3 separate regions of the Homo sapiens genome follow, and regions 2 and 3 are each linked to region 1. A link is a contact called in ENCODE Hi-C or POLR2A ChIA-PET data. All regions are on one chromosome and are shown on one strand. Each heading gives the region's core, a stretch centred on a gene start or an enhancer-like site at or near the end of the contact. The rest is flanking DNA. Distances are from core to core; before and after follow the strand shown. Region 1 overlaps CFD (complement factor D). Region 2 overlaps ARHGAP45 (Rho GTPase activating protein 45). Region 3 holds the start of TMEM259 (transmembrane protein 259).

Evidence for each region. A loop is a pair of places that touch in the nucleus more often than their neighbours do. ChIA-PET counts read pairs that join two places held with the same protein, here RNA polymerase II (POLR2A). Pooled maps may share reads with other maps.
Region 2: a pooled map shows a loop between it and region 1 (3-fold over the local background). The contact joins two enhancer-like sites. A Hi-C loop is called at or near these places in 8 of 50 pooled maps. POLR2A ChIA-PET finds 5 or more read pairs at or near these places in 6 of 52 experiments (CD4-positive, alpha-beta T cell, CD8-positive, alpha-beta memory T cell, HEK293 and 3 more).
Region 3: a loop to region 1 is called in a pooled map, with 10 times the contacts of the local background. The contact joins the promoter of TMEM259 here to the enhancer-like site in region 1. A Hi-C loop is called at or near these places in 3 of 37 single-sample maps with no recorded cell type and 10 of 50 pooled maps. POLR2A ChIA-PET finds 5 or more read pairs at or near these places in 8 of 52 experiments (AG04450, CD4-positive, alpha-beta T cell, CD4-positive, alpha-beta memory T cell and 5 more).

What each region holds. Positions count from the first base shown.
Region 1 is chr19:862,746-865,245 of GRCh38, forward strand. CFD (complement factor D) reads left to right here. Exons shown (of 5, transcript NM_001928.4): 5 at 347-896. The coding sequence ends at 493. Among named protein-coding and RNA genes, the nearest start is that of CFD, 4.3 kb to the left of the region's middle. Within about 2 kb of position 1,251, at least 8 of the 41 ENCODE cell types and tissues checked have a DNase peak (open chromatin) inside an H3K27ac peak, as active enhancers do.
Region 2 is chr19:1,079,690-1,084,810 of GRCh38, forward strand. It overlaps ARHGAP45 (Rho GTPase activating protein 45), which reads left to right. Exons shown (of 23, transcript NM_012292.5): 12 at 14-151; 13 at 239-429; 14 at 566-690; 15 at 775-858; 16 at 993-1,097; 17 at 1,203-1,375; 18 at 1,861-2,049; 19 at 2,135-2,272; 20 at 3,151-3,377; 21 at 3,454-3,664; 22 at 4,549-4,657. Among named protein-coding and RNA genes, the nearest start is that of POLR2E, 13 kb to the right of the region's middle. RefSeq lists enhancers at 1,702-2,577, 3,042-3,211, a silencer at 2,378-2,867 and a cis regulatory region at 3,127. Within about 2 kb of position 3,007, at least 10 of the 41 ENCODE cell types and tissues checked have a DNase peak (open chromatin) inside an H3K27ac peak, as active enhancers do.
Region 3 is chr19:1,017,252-1,022,372 of GRCh38, forward strand. TMEM259 (transmembrane protein 259) reads right to left here and starts at 3,872. Exons shown (of 11, transcript NM_001033026.2): 1 at 3,521-3,872. The coding sequence starts at 3,745. RNU6-2 (RNA, U6 small nuclear 2) reads left to right here and starts at 4,271; the gene lies at 4,271-4,377. RefSeq lists silencers at 1,156-1,375, 3,634-3,693, 3,724-3,793, 3,954-4,063 and an enhancer at 1,759-2,358.

The DNA.
Region 1 (2,500 bases), core at 1-2,500:
CAGAAGTGGGATCCACGGCAAGTCAAAGCTTGGAAGAGCAGGAATGAGGTGTGGGACCCCCATACTGGAAAGGGCTTGGAGCGGGGTGGGGTCGGGGGAACACGTGGTGAGGTTGAGGCCAGAGGGGGTGTGGCCAGGAGCTGGGGGCGGGCCTAGAGGGGCGTGGCTTGTGGTTGTGGCCTAGGCGATAGGCGTGGCGCGGGGCTATTGACTAGTGAAGACCAAATTAACACGGGAGGGATGAGCGAGCATTGTGGGGCGGGAGCGGCAGCCAGGTGAGGGGGTCTAACACGTGAGGCCGGGGTGGGCGCGGGCCGCCCCTCACGGCCCCGTCCTGTTCCGGCAGGGTGACTCCGGGGGCCCGCTGGTGTGCGGGGGCGTGCTCGAGGGCGTGGTCACCTCGGGCTCGCGCGTTTGCGGCAACCGCAAGAAGCCCGGGATCTACACCCGCGTGGCGAGCTATGCGGCCTGGATCGACAGCGTCCTGGCCTAGGGTGCCGGGGCCTGAAGGTCAGGGTCACCCAAGCAACAAAGTCCCGAGCAATGAAGTCATCCACTCCTGCATCTGGTTGGTCTTTATTGAGCACCTACTATATGCAGAAGGGGAGGCCGAGGTGGGAGGATCATTGGATCTCAGGAGTTCGAGATCAGCATGGGCCACGTAGCGCGACTCCATCTCTACAAATAAATAAAAAATTAGCTGGGCAATTGGCGGGCATGGAGGTGGGTGCTTGTAGTTCCAGCTACTCAGGAGGCTGAGGTGGGAGGATGACTTGAACGCAGGAGGCTGAGGCTGCAGTGAGTTGTGATTGCACCACTGCCCTCCAGCCTGGGCAACAGAGTGAAACCTTGTCTCTCTCTACAAAAAAAAAAAAAAAATTCTGCGTGGTGGCTCACGCCTGTAATCCCAGCACTTTGGGAGGCCGAGGCGGGCGGATCATTTGAGGTCAGGAGTTCCTGATCAGCCTGACCAACATGGTGAAACCCCGTGTCTACTAAAAATACAAAAAAAAATTAGCTGAGCGTGGTGGTGGGCACCTGTAGCCCCAGCTACTCAGGAGGCTGAGGCAGGAGGATAGCTTGAACCCGGGAGGCGGAGGTTGCAGTGAGCTGAGATCGCACCACTGTACTCCGACCTGGGTGACAGAGCGAGACTCTGTCTCAAAACAAAAACAGAAACATTAAAAAAAGAGGAACGCGGGAAGCTACAGATAAAAGCGCAAGAACGGAGAATACAGCGAAGTTCCGGGTCCAGCGCTTCCGTGGGGCTGACGCGGCCACACGGCGGCGCCCTTGCCACACACACACACACACACGCGCGAAGGCCCGCCAGGCATGGGTGTCCCCTCCTGGTCTGGCTCATACCGTTTCCCTTTGCTTACCAAGGGGAATGTGAGCGTCTTCTGTGTGCAAGGCTGTGGGCTGAGACTCAGGTGCACAGAAACCCTTCGAGGCCGTGTTCCTATGACCCATATCCCATAAGGGGAAACTGAGGCTCACAGGGACTGTGCGACTCTCCTGACCTTACACAGAAGCTCCAGGACACAGCCTGGACTGGAGCCCAGAGCCACGGAGCCTGCCTTCACAAACCACCCTGGGTGCGGCCAGACCCACACCAGGACGACGAGCAGCGGCACCTGCTTGCTGGAGGCCCTGGACCTCAGGTCACCCTTCTTGGCAAGGCCAGGGAGGACACCTGAGGCCCTGTGCCCTTTCTCCCACCTGGTGGAGGGGCAGCCAGGCGCTATCGTAGAAAAAGACTGATGGGCCAGGCGCGGTGGCTCATGCCTGTAATCCCAGCACTTTGGGAGGCCGAGGCGGGCAGATCACAAGGTCAGGAGATTGAGACCATCCTGGCCAACACGGTGAAATCCCATCTCCACTAAAAATACAAAAAAATTAGCCGGGCGTGGTGGCGGATGCCTGTAGTCCCAGCTACTTGGGAGGCTGAGGCAGGAGAATAGCTTGAATCCAGGAGGTGAAGCTTGCAGTGAGCCGAGATAGCACCACTGCATTTCAACCTGGGCAACAGAAGGAGACTCCATCTCAAAAAGAAAGAAAAAAAAAAAAAAGAGAAAAGAAAAAGTGACTGATGGGCCGGGTGCCGGTGGCTCACGCCTGTCATCCCAGCACTTTGGGAGGCTGAGGCGGGCAGATCATGAGGTCAGGAGATCGAGACCATCCTGGCTAACACGGTGAAACCCCGTCTCTACTAAAAATACAAAAAATTAGCCGGGCGTGGTGGCAGGCACCTGTAGTCCCAGCTGCTCGGGACGCTGAGGCAGAATGGCGTGAACCCGGGAGGTGGAGGTTGCAGTGAGTGGAGATCACACCACTACACTGCAGCCTGGGTGACAGAGCGAGATTCCATCTCAAAAAAAAAAAAAAGACTGATGATCTGAGAGGCAGGTCCGCTGGGAAAAGGGGGGATGGATTGATGAACACTGTGCTTGGGTGTTTTTGGGGCTATGGAACACTCACCTAGGAATCACACTGACGT
Region 2 (5,121 bases), core at 1,757-4,256, 220 kb after region 1:
GCCCCCACCGCAGGCGGAGGAAGCTATGGCCACCTACCGCACCTGCGTGGCCGACGCGAAGACGCAGAAGCAGGAGCTGGAGGATACCAAGGTGACGGCGCTGCGGCAGATCCAGGAGGTCATCCGGCAGAGCGACCAAACCATCAAGTCGGTGCGTGGGGTGCTCCGGCCGCCCGGGCGGGGATGGTGGACCGGGCGGCCTCCTCCTGACCCCTCCGCTCTCCGGTGCCGCCCGCAGGCCACGATCTCCTACTACCAGATGATGCATATGCAGACGGCGCCGCTGCCCGTGCACTTCCAGATGCTGTGTGAGAGCAGCAAGCTGTATGACCCAGGCCAGCAGTACGCCTCCCACGTGCGCCAGCTGCAGCGGGACCAGGAGCCCGATGTGCACTACGACTTTGAGCCCCACGTCTCCGCCAACGCCTGGTACCGCCACCCAGCTGCCCTGTCCCCGGCGCACAAGGCCCTGCCTGGGAGCCGGGCTTCCCTCTGTCGGGGGCATGAAGATGAAGCTGTCTTGCCCCCCATCACCTCCCCTCCTTTTCCCGGTTTCTTCCACTAGGTCCCCCGTCATGCGTGCCCGGAAGAGCAGCTTCAACGTGAGTGATGTGGCGCGGCCGGAGGCTGCCGGGAGCCCCCCAGAAGAAGGCGGGTGCACTGAGGGCACACCTGCCAAGGACCACAGGGGTGAGTGTCCGGCGGGGCCCAGGGGCGGACGCTGGCTCCCTGCGACCCACCCTGGCCCTTCACCAGAGACGCCTCTTTCTCCAGCCGGGCGAGGACACCAGGTTCACAAGTCATGGCCGCTCTCGATCTCAGACTCGGACAGTGGGCTGGACCCCGGCCCTGGCGCAGGTGAGGGAGGCTCTCTGGCGGGCTGGGGTGTGGAGCTGCCTCCTCTCCTGAGCCTCAGGGTTTCATCACCCACCGGGGTGATGGAGGGGGCCCCCCTGGCTGGGGGAGTCTGAACAGTCCTGATTCCCGCCCAGGGGACTTTAAGAAGTTCGAGCGGACGTCATCCAGTGGTACCATGTCGTCCACGGAGGAGCTGGTGGACCCAGACGGTGGAGCCGGGGCTTCAGCCTTTGAGCAGGGTGAGGGTCCCCTGACGGGGCTGGAGAGAGAGGGGGGTTTGGACACAGTCCATGGGCCTGGCCCTGAGCTGCCTTGGTGACACCGGCTGCCTGTGCTGCCCGCAGCTGACCTCAACGGCATGACCCCCGAGCTGCCGGTGGCCGTGCCCAGTGGACCGTTCCGCCACGAGGGGCTGTCCAAGGCGGCCCGTACTCACCGGCTCCGGAAGCTCCGCACGCCCGCCAAGTGCCGCGAGTGCAACAGCTACGTCTACTTCCAGGGTGCTGAGTGTGAAGAGGTGAGTGGGACGCCCCGACGGACAGCTGGGAGCCTTCGGGAGCCTTTGGGGTGCCCAGCACCGCCGGCCTGTGTGCCCTCAGGAATGTCCGGCCCAGAGCAGGGAGCAGTCGGACGCCTTTGGAAGGAAGCGAACGGAGGGGGTGGGGTGGGCTCTTTTAGTTCTGGGGAGCAGGGTTGGCTCTCTGAGGCAGCGAGGCAGGGGGCAGACCTGGAGGGTGAAGAGTCCTGGGGCTGTGGCCAGAAGACCTGGAGGGCAAAGGCCCTGGAGCTGTGTCCAGAAAACCAAGGGGCGGGAAGGAGAGGAGGCCACAGGGCAGGCGGGATCACCCCTGGGGTGGAAGCCACGAGCCACTGTCCAGCTTGTGTTTGCAGAAGCTGCCGTGTGGGGGCTGTGAGCGCCCCGGGGAGGTGGGGTGGAGCCGCTGGGGGCTGCGCTGAGCTGGGCGCCCCGGGGCTGGGCTCACTCACTCTGGCCGCCCCCAGTGCTGCCTGGCCTGCCACAAGAAATGTCTGGAGACGCTGGCCATACAGTGCGGGCACAAGAAGCTGCAAGGCCGCCTGCAGCTGTTCGGCCAGGACTTCAGCCACGCGGCCCGCAGCGCCCCCGACGGCGTGCCCTTCATCGTCAAGAAGTGCGTCTGCGAGATCGAGCGGCGGGCGCTGCGCACCAAGGTGAGGCGGGGGAGGAAGCGGCTCACAGCGAGGAGGCGGGAGTGGGCCGAGGCTGATGGGCCTCCCCACCCCCGGGCTCCCGCAGGGCATCTACCGGGTCAATGGGGTAAAGACACGCGTGGAGAAGCTGTGCCAGGCCTTCGAGAACGGCAAGGAGCTGGTCGAGCTGTCGCAGGCCTCGCCCCACGACATCAGCAACGTCCTCAAGCTCTACCTGCGTCAGGTGAGACCCACCGGTGGTGGCCAGGCAGAGCCTGGAAGGGGCGTAGCCAGGCAGGAGGAGGCGGGGTGGGGGTCCGGGAGCTGGAGCAGGACTGAGCTGGAGCAGGACTGGCGCAAGCGGGGGCCTGGGGAGGACAGGGTGGGCGGGACAGTGCCTGGCAGGGCAGGGCTGAGGCTGGGGGCGTGGTCACGGTAGGAGCGAGGCGGGGCCAGTTCTGCGCCGAGGCACGGACAGGGACAGGAGGGGCGGGGTGGGGCTTGGTCAGCACGTGGCAGGGGTGTGGCCACGGCAGAGGCACACCTGACGCTGTGCGGGGGCGGGGCCGGGGCCGGGGCTCGGTGGGGCGTGGCCAGAGCAAGATGGGCGTGTTCAGCGCTTGGCAGGGACCCGTATGAGGCTAGGGGCGGGGCTGAGGCTAGACAAGTGCGGGGCTGGCGGTGGGGCCTGGGCTTGGTGGGGCGAGGCTGGGGCCAGGGGCGTGGTCATCCCCGGGGAAGGGCGGGACTGGGGCTAGGGGCGTGGTCATGTCTGGGGAAGGGCGGAGCTGGGCTGGGATGGGAGTGGGACCAGCACTTCGCAGGTGGTTGGGAAGGGGTCAGACTATGCTGAGTGGAGCCGGAGCTCGTTAGGGTACCTGCAGGGCGGGGCGCGCGTGGCCAGAGCGAGAAAGGGAGTGGAGCTGCGGGCGTGGCCCGGGTAGGAGGGGCAGGGCTCACGCTGGGCTGGGAAAGGGGACTGACGCCGCTCTGGGTGGAACCCGAGCTCGGTGGGGTGTGGCCAGTGCTCTGTGGGGGTGGGGCTGAGGCTGGGGGCGTGGCAGGCACACGTGGGGGCTGGGCCAGGCCCACCAACACCTGCTGACCCTTGACTCTGCGCAGCTTCCCGAGCCGCTCATCTCCTTCCGCCTCTACCACGAGCTCGTAGGGCTGGCCAAGGACAGCCTGAAGGCAGAGGCCGAGGCCAAGGCGGCGTCCCGGGGCCGGCAGGACGGCTCGGAGAGCGAGGCAGTGGCGGTGGCCCTGGCAGGTCGGCTGCGGGAGCTCCTGCGGGACCTGCCGCCTGAGAACCGGGCCTCGCTGCAGTACCTGCTGCGTCACCTACGCAGGTGAGTCCCGGCATATGGAGTGGAGGGCGCGGGGTCCCGGGAGCCGCTCAGCACCTGGCCCCTGCCCACCCCGCAGGATCGTGGAGGTGGAGCAGGACAACAAGATGACCCCCGGGAACCTGGGCATCGTGTTCGGGCCCACGCTGCTTCGGCCACGGCCCACCGAGGCCACCGTGTCCCTCTCCTCCCTGGTGGATTATCCCCATCAGGCCCGCGTCATCGAGACTCTCATCGTCCACTACGGCCTGGTCTTCGAGGAGGAGCCGGAGGAGACCCCCGGGGGCCAGGTGAGGGTGTGGGCCTGACCGGGGCTGGCCACTCGGGGCTTGGGGAGCAGGGGGCGCTGCTGGGGACAGTCGTTGTCGGATGAAGCCCAAGGAACCACAGGGAGATAATTTGGTTTGGACAGGGCTGTTCGGGAGGCCACTGTCTTTTTGTGTCTTTTATGCAAAAAACTCAGCGAGGTCTGCATTGAATCTGGCAGAGGTGCAAAGGCTCTGCGGCCGCCCCTCCACTCTCCCTTGGGGCTGGCCTTGGGCCTCACCCTTCACCCCCAGCTTCCTTCCCCGTTTCCCATCCCGGTGCTGCCTGCAGCCACAAGCTCCACGCTGGCCCGGTGTCCACAGCCTGCCCGAGCTGCCACTGCACTCCGCCGCGAGGTCAATTCCCCGCTTCAGATTTTCTTTTCTGGGAGTTGTAGTTTCGCTCCTGCTGCCCAGGCTGAAGTGCAATGGGGCGATCTCAGCCCACCACAACCTCCGCTTCCCAGGTTCAAGCGATTCTCCTGCCTCAGTCTCCCGCGTAGCTGGGACTACAGGCGCCGGCCACCACACCCGGCTAATTTTTGTATTTTTAACAGAGATGGGGTTTCACTTTGTTGGCCAGGCTGGTCTCGAACTGCTGACCTCAAGTGATCCGCACCCCCCTTGGCCTCCTGAAGTGCTGGGATTACAGGTGTGAGCCACTGCACGCGGCGTCTCGTATTCTTTCAATCCATCTTCCCTGGGTGTTTAGGGGCTGCGGTTTCTCGGGTTTGCTCTTGGCTGAGGACAGACCGCCTGGGCAACAGCGGGTGTCAGTAGCTGTTACGGGCTGTGTGGGTGGGTTTGTTAATTTATAACATGGAAAATGGAGCCCCGGCCCCTCTATGACTTCCGTTCTGCACTTGCAGGACGAGTCATCCAACCAGCGAGCTGAGGTAGTCGTCCAGGTGCCGTACCTGGAGGCGGGCGAGGCGGTGGTCTACCCGCTGCAGGAGGCGGCGGCGGACGGGTGCAGAGGTGAGTGTGTGGCTGCCCGAACGGCCCCAAGGGAGGCTGGCGTGTGCCACCCATGGGCGCAGGTGCCATGACCTAGTTGTACACACGTGGCAGGGTCCACGGTGCTGCACATTCTGTGGATTTCGTCTGCCACGGAGACCACACCTATGAGCTACTCATTCAGTGTCCTTTAACCGGCTGCAAAAACAGGCAAGGCAGTGCCTTTTGAGGTGCCTACCCCGCACTCAGAAACCAGTAACGTGAACGTGGGGCTGATGCCTTGTGAGGCTCCAGGTGCACCAGGTCAGGCTAAGTGCCTTTCCTGCAGGAGCCCGTTTTTCTAGAGAAGGGCGTGGGGCTGGGAGTTTGACCCACGTGGGGCCAGCACCACCTGTCAGAGGCAGCTGGCCGAGTGCCGCATCTAGTTATGGGACACCTGTGTTGTCTGTCTTCACACTGCTGATAAATAAATACCTGAGGCTGGG
Region 3 (5,121 bases), core at 2,622-5,121, 160 kb after region 1:
CACAGTAACCCTCCCCAGGGAGCTCACCTGCAAATGCTCCCATGGGCCCCTGGCCACCCTCTGCCCGCAACCTGGCTCAGCCACTCGCATGCCCTGGGTGGTCCAGTCCCCTACACTCCATGACCCTGTCCCTGACCCAGGCTCCCCAGCAGGCACCCACATGCTCCAGCCCCACGGCCTTCCCACACGCTCTCCAGCTGCCTGGACACCCCACCCCATCCCACTGGCTGTGGCTCACCTCCAGGAGGCCCTGCCCACCCAGCACAGGAGTCACCCCACCCCTATGACCCTTCCTTCCTCCGGGTCAGCCCACACACGGCTGCACCCACAGGAGCACCTCCCCCAGCCTGGGGCCGTGCTCACCGCCTCCTCCAGGAAGCTTCCTGGATGTTCTGGCCGAGGCTCTCAGGGCACCCCAACACTCGGCCACTGGGTGGGCCTTTCCTTTCCTGTCTCCCCACAGACCTGGAGTGCCAGGAGCAGCCTGCCCGCTCTCTGGGTATTTGACTGACCCACAGACCGACGGACACACAAGCCCGCGGAGCCACACTCTCCTCCCAGGTGGGACACAGAGCCCTCAGCCCCAGCCAGGAAACACTACCTGGGGCTCCCCTTTGTCCACCCGGGGTGCTTCCTGCCTCCAGGCCACCGGGGCCTCTCCTTCCACTGCAGCCTCACAGTGGCCTCAATGTGACAGGTCCCCCATTCAGAGCAGGGCCCCTGGGGTCTCACATACCCCGTCTTTAATCGTCACGACCCCACAAGAGGAGCCCCATTACTCCCTGTGGCTAGGCGCGGGCCCCTGCCCATGTCCAGGGGTGCTGAGTCGAGACCCCTTCACCCTGTGGGCATCCACTTGGTGGTCACCTGGGTCCAGAGCCCAACCGCACAGGTGCAGGCACCCAGTGCCCCAAGATGGACAGTCTCTGCCACACTGGGCTCAGGGCCATGAAGGCCAGCAGAGGTGGATACTGAGGCTGGATGGAGGTCTCCCGAGGGCCCCTGGAACACAGGCCCCTGCCGCCTCCTCTCTCCCCAGCACCTGGCACTGCCTGGCATTTCCTAAAGCCACCCAGGCATGGATGAGGGACCGGGGGGCTCCATGCTGGCTCAGAGCTGGGAGATCCTGGCATTTCCTAAAGCCACCCAGGCATGGGTGAGAGCTGGGGGACTCCATGCCAGCTCAGGGCTGGGAGCTCAGCTGCACAGATGCCACAGGATGAAGCCACCTTGAAGGGATCATACCAGGGAGGACCTGGCTCTCTGCAGGGAGACCCCCGGAAGCCAGGCAGGCAGGAAGCAGAGGAGCCTTCTGGAACTCAAGGCAGCCTCTGAAATCAGGCAGTTCCAGCCTGCACTTTGCAGATAAGTAAAAGTGAAGGCAGCAGGGTCAGATTCTGTGCCACCAGATTACCGGGTGGAAAATTCACAAAGAACAGATTTCCCCACCCAGGCCAGGCATGGTGGCTCACGCCTGTAATCCCAGCCTTTTGGGAGGCCGAGGCGGGCAGATCACCTGAAATCAGCAGTTTGAGACCAGCCTAGCCAACATGGCAAAACCCAGTCTCTACTAAAAAGACAAAAAAATTAGCCGGTTGTGATGGTGGGCACCGGTAATCCTAGCTACTCCGCAGGCTGAGGCAGAAGAATTGCTTGAACCCAGGAGGTGGAGTTTGCAGTGAGCCGAGATCAAACCACTGCACTCCAGCCTGGGTGACAGAGCAAGACTCCATCTCAAAAAAAAAAAAAAAAAAATTCACCACCCAGAGATCTCACAGTCCAAAGCCCTCTGCTGAGAGAGGAGGGATTGGGGTTACTGAGAACCTCCCAAGAGTCTCCACCCTACACAGAAGACGGGGAACTCCAGCTCTGGCCCAGCCCCATCTGACCACCTGTGAGTGGTATTGGCCTGGAGATGGAGCCGGGTAGGCTTGATCCCTTTCCAAACCGGGACATGGTGGGACCAGGGCCCAGGCGACAGGGATGCACCTCCCAAGGAGGCTGAGCTCCGTCGGGGGAACCTGGCCTGGCACCCAGCACACACCCTCCACAAGCCTAAGGACACAGTGGCTCCATCCTGTTCCCAGGCTACTCCATGGAAGGAAAACCCACGTCCACAGACCAGCCTCCGTCCACAGTTTCAGGCCCCGTCTGTGGACCCCAGAGCCGGGAAAGGCCGCCTGCCTGCGTAACCCTTCACAGCCCTGCTCAGGTGCCTACTGAGGCGACCATGCCACTCTGGGGGGCTGCAGGGAGGAAGGTGGGAAGGATGATGGGCTGAGCTCTGGCCTGGGGAGGCACGGATCTGGAGGCTGGGGGGCCTTCCGTGAAGTGGCAGCAGGCTGGGACCCACACCCAGGTCCGCAGGACGGCCAAGGTCCAGCTCCACTTGCCGAGCCCAAAAAAGCAGCCAGCTCCTGACCAACCTGTGTCAGGCTGGGAACTTGCCCACGATCGCAGCCTGGCCCGCCAGCATCGGACCCCTCTTTGCAGGCTAGATCCAAAAAGCTCACGGCGCAACTTCAGCAGCCCCCAAGCCCCGGCGCGGCGGTGTTCTGATGCAGAACGAAAACGGCCACGTCCCCATTTCGCCAGGTGGCCCAGGACCCCGGCCAGCTTGTTTTCTGAGGGGCTGCAGCTGCTACTGAGCCCCTCTTGTCACCCAAGCAAGACTCCTTCTCAGAGGGAGTCAGGCCGATGCCTGTCCTGCACGGCTGAGACCTCTGCCATCTGAGGAGGGCGGGAGGGGGACAGAGCCCAAGACGCGGAGGCCGGTGCCTCATAGGGGAGGCACGGGCGACAGACCCACAACCTGAGCTCCTGAAGCAGGAAGGGAGTGGGGACCCAGCGGAGGAAGAGGCCGGGGATGGGGTGGTACGCTGCTGCCGGTGACTTTGCCGCTAACCCTAGCGAGGTGACCTCAGCTAAGTCACATTCCCCTGAGGCTCAGGAGCGGGGAACGCAGCTGAAAGGCTACAAGGAGGGAGAGAGGGGAGTGGGGAGTCGACTTCCAGGACAGGGGTTGGTCCGAGGGAGACCTGCGTCAGGCTGGGTTCTGGGCCAGCACATTGGGAGGGGAGAGAGGCCTCGGAACTGAGGGTCTCAGGCGGCACAGTCAGGGGTCAAAGGGCGGGAGGTGCTACCTCGCAGGCCAGGACCGGACTCCAAGCCTGGGTAGGTGGGGACCTGGGAAAGGCGGTCGCCGGGGACAGGATGGGCCCTGGAGGGAGCTGACAGTGAGGTTTCCAGAGTAGAGAACAGCGGCTTCTAGTGCAGCGGGATCCGGCCTTCCCGGGTGGACGTCCCCGGGCGGGATGGGGTCACGAGACGGTGTCCCTGGCCAATCCCAGGGTCAGAGGTCGCGAGGGAGAGCCCTAATCGGTAGGGCCGGGTATAGGCCTCAGGGTGCAGGGTGGCGCTCGCTGTCCCCAGCGGGGCCAGGGGTCGCGGTCGGAGGTAGCAGACTTGGGGGTCGGGACAGCCGCTGGGGTCAAGGGTCGGGGGTCGGGGCCGCGGTCACCTTGAGCAGCACGAAGAACTCGAAGAGACGGCGGAAGGCGGGCGGGAAGAGCCGCGAATAGGTGACAGCCATCTTGAAGAACAGCGCGTGGAAGAGCCGGTCGCGCACGTTGATGAGGGGGTTGGGGTTGAGATTGGGGGTGCGAGGCCCGCGCGCGGGGGCCGGGCCGCCGCCGCCGCCGTTGGGCCCGGGCCCCGGAGCTGCGGGCTCCACGTGCTCCGACATGCCTCCCAGCGTCGCGCCCTAACGACCCGCAAGTGTCCGAGGGCGCCTCCCGGCCGCCATCGGCCGCCCTCGCAGCCGCCGCTCTCCTCACGGCCTCCCGGCCGCCGCCGCCATCTTCCGCTTTCTCGTCCGGCTGCGGCGCTGCTGACGCTAGCGAGTCGCCACGCCGGGCAAGAGCGGCCCCCCTGCGCCCGCAGAGAACGCTGGGATGCCAGCGGCGCCCGCGGAGGCCTCACCCCCTACCTCGGCCGCTCCAGGGGGCGGGCCTGCATCTGGGCCACCTCTTTTGCATATTGGCACCCACAATCCACCGCGGCTATGAGGCCAGTATAAGGCGGTAAAATTACGATAAGATATGGGATTTTACGTGATCGAAGACATCAAAGTAAGCGTAAGCACGAAAGTTGTTCTGCAACATACCACTGTAGGAAATTATGCTAAATATGAAACCGACCATAAGTTATCCTAACCAAAAGATGATTTGATTGAAGGGCTTAAAATAGGTGTGACAGTAACCCTTGAGTCGTGCTCGCTTCGGCAGCACATATACTAAAATTGGAACGATACAGAGAAGATTAGCATGGCCCCTGCGCAAGGATGACACGCAAATTCGTGAAGCGTTCCATATTTTTGCTGTAGTCTACAGCTCGTCACCTCGTTTGGCTTCTCTTGCCCGGATCCTGCCATGACGTCACAGGGCCAGTAACGTCATAGTCTTCCCGTGTCCATCTCCTGTGGCGCCACTAAGGTTGGCGGTAGAACAATCTGGCAGTCTCTACTCCTGCGTGGCGCTGTGCCACCTGCCCCCGTAGCTTCGCGCAGCAATGAATAAATAAGTGCTCTTCAGGGGCACTTACTGAGTGCCGGCTGCGTACACAAGAGGATACTATGGTTTTTGGGTTTTTTGGTTGTTTGTTTGAGATGGATTCTCGCTCTGTCGCCCAGGCTGGAGCGCAGAAGCGCGATCTCGGCTCTCTGCAACCCCCGCCTCCCGGGTTCAAGCCATTCTCCTGCCTCAGCCTCCCAAGTAGCTGGGATTACAGGCATGCGCCACCACTCCAGGCTAATTTTATATTTTTAGTAGAGACGGTTTCTCCATGTTGGTCAGGCTGGTCTCGAACTCCTAACTTTAGGTGATTTGCCCGCCTAGGCCTCCCAAAGTGCTGGGATTACAGGTGTGACCCACCAAGCCCGCCAAAAAAAAGTTTTGTGTTGTTTTTTTTTTTTGAGACGCAGTCTCACTCTGTCGCCCAGGCTGGAGTGCAGTGGCGTGATCTCGGCTCACTGCAACCTCCGCCTCTTGGGTTCAAGCAATTCTCTGCCTCAGCCTCCTGAATAGCTGGGATTGCAGGCTTCCGCCACCACACCCGGCTATT